Linked DNA regions of Homo sapiens: region 2 is linked to region 1. The links are chromatin loops, found by intact Hi-C in ENCODE. Cell type or tissue: sigmoid colon. All regions are shown on one strand. Links, peaks and the distances in the headings refer to the core of each region. The heading gives the core; the rest is flanking DNA. Region 1 has its middle 220 kb from the start of LINC01364. Region 2 overlaps LMO4 (LIM domain only 4).

Region 1 (2,911 bases), core at 129-2,628:
AAAAGAAAGAAAGAAATACCTGGTAGGGATTGGAAAAATGGGTATTCAAATGGAGGACAACCTTTGAGATAGATACAGAAGGTTGAATGTGAGACTTTGGTTTAACCAAACTGCTTAACATTTACAATAAAATCAACACTTCTTAGGCAACAATTGGTATCCATGCCATCCATTGGAGTTAAACGATTATCATCACCATATAGATTTAACAGACAGTTGAGGGACTGTTTTATAACCTCACTATTTTGAAGCCACCCCATGACTCAGACGCTAAGCAGGACTGTATGTAACCAAAACCTCCTAGAATTTTAAAATTTAAAAAAACTTTAGAAATCATCTAGTCCAGCATTATGTAACAGAACTTTCTGCAGTGCTGGATATGGTCTAAATATGTGTGGTCCAGTATGATTATCATTAGTCATATGTGGCTATTAGGCATTTGAAATGTGGCAAGTGTAACTAAGATATTAAATTTTATATTTTATTTAATTGAATTCATTTAAATTTCAGTGACTGCATGTGGCTAGAGCCCATGGTGTTAGGCTGCACAGGTTCTAGTCCAATCCCTATTTTGCAAAAGAGGAAATAGAGCCTACAGTGTTTCAGGGCCTTGCACAGTGTCTCACACCGACTTTGTGAAAACCAAATAGTAGGCCGGGTGCAGTGGCTAACGCCTGTAATCCTAGCACTTTGGGAGGCCGAGGTGGGTGGATCATGAGGTCAGGAGATCGAGACCATCCTGGCTAACACGGTGAAACCCCGTCTCTACTAAAAATACAAAAAAATTAGCCAGGCGTGGTAATGGGCACCTGTAGTCCCAGCTACTCGGGAGGCTGAGGCAGGAGAATGGCGTGAACCTGGGAGGCGAAGCTTGCAGTGAGCCTGGGCAACAGGCTGGGCAACAGAGCAAGAAAGACTCTGTCTCAAAAAAAAAAAAAAAAGAAAACCAAATAGTATCAGAGCGAGGGAGCCAACTCCCAGTCAGGTGTTCTGTGTGCTCACGTAGTAGTACCCACCTCCTGGTCCACAAACTTGCAGAGTGGCTCAAAGTAAAGTGAGAGAGATGAGGGCGGTAGCTTATATTTTTCGTAAAGTTCCCATGAGTCAAGTTTTAAGTTTTTATAGATTTCTATTGGTGTTATAGTTCTCTATGCTGTTATATACAAATTCCAAATATAAGTTTCAAACTGTTGAATAGATGAGAAAAGTTAAAACTTGGCAAGTCAATGTTGGTCTCCCATTTTTTTTTCTTTTTTAATTTTACTGGCCTAAGAAAACTAGTTCCAAAGTCTTGGAAACATGTATTAAATCCCACGTGGGCAGCTCACTATAGTCTGGTATAGCCCCTTCTAATTATGTCACAATTTCTTAGAAAGCAACCATTTCTTCTACCTGTCTCAAAACCTCCACAATGTATATAAAATTGCAAGACACATAATAGACATTTAATAATTTCTCACTGAATAGAATTAGATTTTTAAAATGATGTCCTCATAATACAAGCATGCAAGTTATCTGAGAAGACGAATATTTTAAGCTATTGTCAGTCATTAACTCAAACTGGTTATACCATAAGAAGTAATCTAAATGTATATCTCTTGCTATCATAAAGCTCTTTTGCCCATATGCTGCCATTTAATCTTAACAATATTATGAGACGTAAAACAGAAAACTGCTTTAATTCTTGCGTTGCAGTCAGAAACTGAATTCAGAAAGGTTAAGCAACTTGCCCAAGGACTCACAGGTAGTAAAGATGGAACCAGGACCACTGCAGCTGCAGTATTCTAATTCTGTGGCCAGTTCTCTTTCTAGTATCTATCAGAAAGAAGAAGTGAGATGATAACAGCAATGCAATTTCAGTAACCTTGAAATTAACAAACACATGTATTGAGTACCTTCAGTTTTCCTGGTACTGGGTAGTGTAGGGAACACAAAGACAAAGATTCAGAGCCCAATCCTCACAGTAATTCACCTGAAAGAGCAGGCACTATGGAAAGAGGACACAGACTGATGAGTTTGAATGACAGAGGGAAGGGGAGAGGTGATGATGAATGCATTCAAGGCATGAGGTACTGTCCCAAGAGGAAAAGCCAAAGTGATGGGGAGGGAAGTGGGCCTGATGCGCCCAAGGAAGCAGGAAGGCACTGGATTCTTGTGAGTAGAGTGACAGCAGAAGGACCCAGGGGCACTAATGGAAGAATGAACAAACACTGAAAACCAGCATCTCCTGTTGCCCAGGTGCTCCCTCCATTCCCATTGCTCAACTCTGCTTGCAAACAATGGAAGCAATCTATTTTGCCTCTGGTGGGTGGACCCATTGACTCGATTGTCTGAGTTGGTAGAAGTCCCTTTCTGGGAAGTGACCCAGAGCCACTCCCTACTGGTTGGCGTAGGCTGCCTTCTGCTTTGCCAGCCCCCTCTGGGCTGCACCTGCCAAAGCCCAACCTAGTGTTGTTCTCCAGCCCCAGGGTGAGCAGGCTCTTTGAAGCGTATTTCACAAGCTCCATCACCAGCGGCTGCTGTCGGGGCATAGCTAGACCAGTTGCCACATTCCCCAAAACAGCTACCATAGAGAAAGAAGTCTGGGAACACTTAAGGGTCGTAGTGAGAAAGAAGCAGAAGGTCAGAGACACAGCTATTATTGAGAAGGAAAGGAGGAGAAAGAGCAGGAAATAAAGGTGAGGCTGAGAGGAAGGAGGCAAGGGACAAGAAACCATACGATGAATGAGAGTGATCCCAGAGGTCTGGAAAAATGTCTCAATTCCAGATGGAGTGCACCAGAGTCCTGCCTCCAGGCTGAAAACACAACAAACTCTTCAGAATCAATGAAGTCTTTTATCCTCTTCGATATATTTGTAGACAGTGAGCAGCAGCTCTCTCGGTAGCCAATTGCTATGTTTTATCAGACTCA
Region 2 (2,911 bases), core at 215-2,714, 260 kb after region 1:
TTGGGTCCTCAGTCCAAGAAGGTCGTTAATATTTCAGCATTTGGGCAATGCAATCAATCACAAACATCAAGAGGTTCCTTATACAGGGAAAACGGAAAAGATGGGAAGAAATCCCACCAAACCACTGCACTTTAAAGGTGCTTTGCTCCTGTTTGAACAACACCATGTAGTTTTATTCCTGTTTGCCCGCTGAGCTCCAGCTCTCCTTGCTGGCATTAAGAGATGGAGGGCAAATCGTATTTTTAGTTTACTATCAATGCTTAGCATCTTTCAGTAACTTCAATGACCAATAGGTGGGCTTATTTTCAACTGCATTATTACTTCAAGCAAAATACATGCAATATGAAACGCTACCTGGCTGTGTTTTCTAAACTGCTTTTGGGCAAGGAGAGGTACGTTTCTGAGAGTGTGGCTGAAAGGTATATACATTTGTACCTGCAAGTAAATATCAGCAACCTATCTGAGGAGAAAAAAGCACATCCACAGCTACTGATCCAGAAGCAATTGGTTTTCCAGCAGGTTCCTATATTTAATCTAAATTCTGCACCAGCTATATTAAATGTAACAAAGAAATGCAACCCAGAAATTATGCCTGGAGCCAAGTCCATTAAAGGTACTTCGGAAAAACTAGAGACCAGGCACCTTAAAAGCACCAGAAGCTATTGATACTTAAGAGGGGGGCTGTGCATAATAGGAAAAAAAAAATCAGCCAAATTACGCTTGGTTAATTCAGAGTAACAGATCTGCCCCCAAGTGAATTGGAGGCCTTGAATTAATTCTGTTATGACAAATCAAGATAAACGTTCCCCCTAAATTGCATGCGATTTAATTAATTTTTGAGATCCTGTTTTTTTTTTTTTTCTAGCTAATAGTTCACATGCTCCTGTGCTGTCATTGTGCTTGAGTGGGCAGACTTCAAAGTGATATTAAATAACCAACTATTAGATTTACCTAGCACGTCCTATTGGAAAAGTGCCATTTAATTACCTAGCCTGTTCAATTAAAGGGACAGCATTCTCTGAATATAGCAGCTTGCTGTTGATTACCAGGGAAATGAACTCGCTGTCTGGCGGCGCCTCCATTCCTAACGCCACCCCCTACCCAAACACACCCTCCACCACCAACTACCAATTCTCCCCACCCTCGCCCCAGGCCCCCACCCCCGGCCGCGCCGGGCTCACTGCGGCTGCGGGCGCCACGTGAACCGCCCGAGTGGAGCCCGGGGAAAGAAAGCGCGACCCGCTCGCCCGGCTCCCGCCCTGCGCTCGCCCCCTCGTGGGCCCGAGACCGCCCGCCGGCTGGGCGCTCTGGCTGCGGCCTCGGGCGGCGCCGGCCCGGGTGCTGGCCGCCTAGGGAGCGAGGGCCAGCCGACGACCGCCACCCTGGCTTCCGGCGCGTTTCCTCGCCCTCCCCGGACCTGGAGCCCCACCCGCCGGTCTCCGAACTTCCTCCTCTCGCTGCACTTTCCGCGCCAGTCTTCGGGCCCGAGGTGGGGGTGGAGGAAAGACGGTTCGAGGAAGAGAAACGGAGTTTCCGAAGCTACTTGGGGCGCTTGGGTGGAGCTGAGGGGTCGGGAGCCGGGGGTGGGGGAAGGGGCAGTCCCAAGGTTCCCCTATTTTTGTAAGATGGGGGGGCCAGGCAGGCGTTGGTCCCTTTAAGATCCACCCTCCCCCTCCGCTCTACAACCCCCCCCCCTTCATTCTTTCCCTCCCTCTCTTAGAGGCCAATTTTGTTAATTAAATGTTTTGTTTGCGACGCAGCTCTCATTCATTGCGGACACGTCATTCGGAGCAGATCTAAGCCAGAGACCAGATCTCATTAGATAAAGCCCATCAGAACTAAGAAAATGGAGGAGCCACTAATTAAAGCTTTTAATTGTGCGGATTCGCTGCAGCAAGGCAGCCGCTTTATCTGAAATCTTGGAGGGAGAGGAGGCAGAAGCCCAGCTCTGCCCATCGACACTTGGCCGCGGAGGGGGAGGGGACTGGTGAAAGCGCCCCCTCATCTTGCAGCCCCCTCCCCCGCGCTCAGGCCGGCCTTTCCCAGCTCTCCCGCAGCTTTTTAGCAAGACCTTGGTTGTTTTCAAAAAACCACAACTCAAAGTCAAGACAGTTTAAAAGCCCCTCAGTAAATCGCTATGTGGTCTCAGTCGGACCAAGGGGTCCCCTTCACCTGGCGGCGGGCGAGCAGATTACTCCACTCTTCTGCAGCGGTCCCTGCGGCATTGAAAGCTCCTCCAACAAGTGGACTTGAGGGACATTGGAGAGGGGGTAGCTGAGAGGAACAGCAACGTCTGCACCTTCCCACCCTTTGGACATCCTGATGGGCTGAGAGAGGAACACTGAAGGAAGACTTCAGTAATCTCTTAAATTGGAGGGGAAGGGGCGCTCAGCTGCTGGTGAGCCCTGAGCTAAGTGTGAGGCCATCAATTTCGTACTGAGCTAGAACTCATCTCTCCTAGAAAGATCTAAGGTCCTCGGGGTAGCATGTAGTTCAAGAGCGAGCCTGGCTCCAGTTTCCAGATTCAGAGGGAAAAAAGGAAGTAAGAACGTAGATGCCATTAATTAAGGCTCAGGGCTGGGCACACATCCTCCATTGCTCCATTAGGGCACAGGAAAACACCAAAAGGCCATTTACATTTGGCCCCAAGAATAGAGAAAAGAATGGACACAATTCCCAGGAAGCCACTTGCCTAAACTTGTCCTGGGGGAATACAAGCGGACCCATCTTCTTTTTAATTAGTTGTAATCAGAAGCGAGGGTTTTTTTTGTTTTTTGTTTTTTTTTTTTTGAAGGCACTCGGAGAAGAGATGAATCTGTACCATTCACGGAATCTTAACAGCACTGTCAATTTTTCCACTTCAAACCACACTCCTTTCTTACCACAGTTTTGCTTTCTATTTAATTACAGC

What was found. A loop is a pair of places that touch in the nucleus more often than their neighbours do. Peaks named below come from ENCODE experiments on the same cell type or tissue, not always from the same donor. Only the 100,000 strongest peaks of a DNase experiment are listed, where the experiment ranks them.
Region 2: a loop joins it to region 1, with 2.9 times the contacts of the local background. A loop is called at or near these places in 5 of 110 quality-filtered maps.

Annotation. Positions count from the first base shown.
Region 1 is chr1:87,591,221-87,594,131 of GRCh38, reverse strand. No RefSeq gene overlaps it. Among named protein-coding and RNA genes, the nearest start is that of LINC01364, 220 kb to the right of the region's middle. In sigmoid colon, for the core only: no CTCF peak of the experiment used is centred there; no DNase peak of the experiment used is centred there; H3K27ac peaks cover 635 bases.
Region 2 is chr1:87,333,822-87,336,732 of GRCh38, reverse strand. The region is part of intron 2 of LMO4 (LIM domain only 4); the gene reads right to left. Among named protein-coding and RNA genes, the nearest start is that of LMO4, 6.4 kb to the right of the region's middle. RefSeq lists a silencer at 1,104-1,473. In sigmoid colon, for the core only: a CTCF peak has its summit at 1,273 (motif pointing left); DNase peaks (open chromatin) are centred at 1,442 and 2,212; H3K4me3 peaks cover 2,500 bases; H3K27ac peaks cover 994 bases.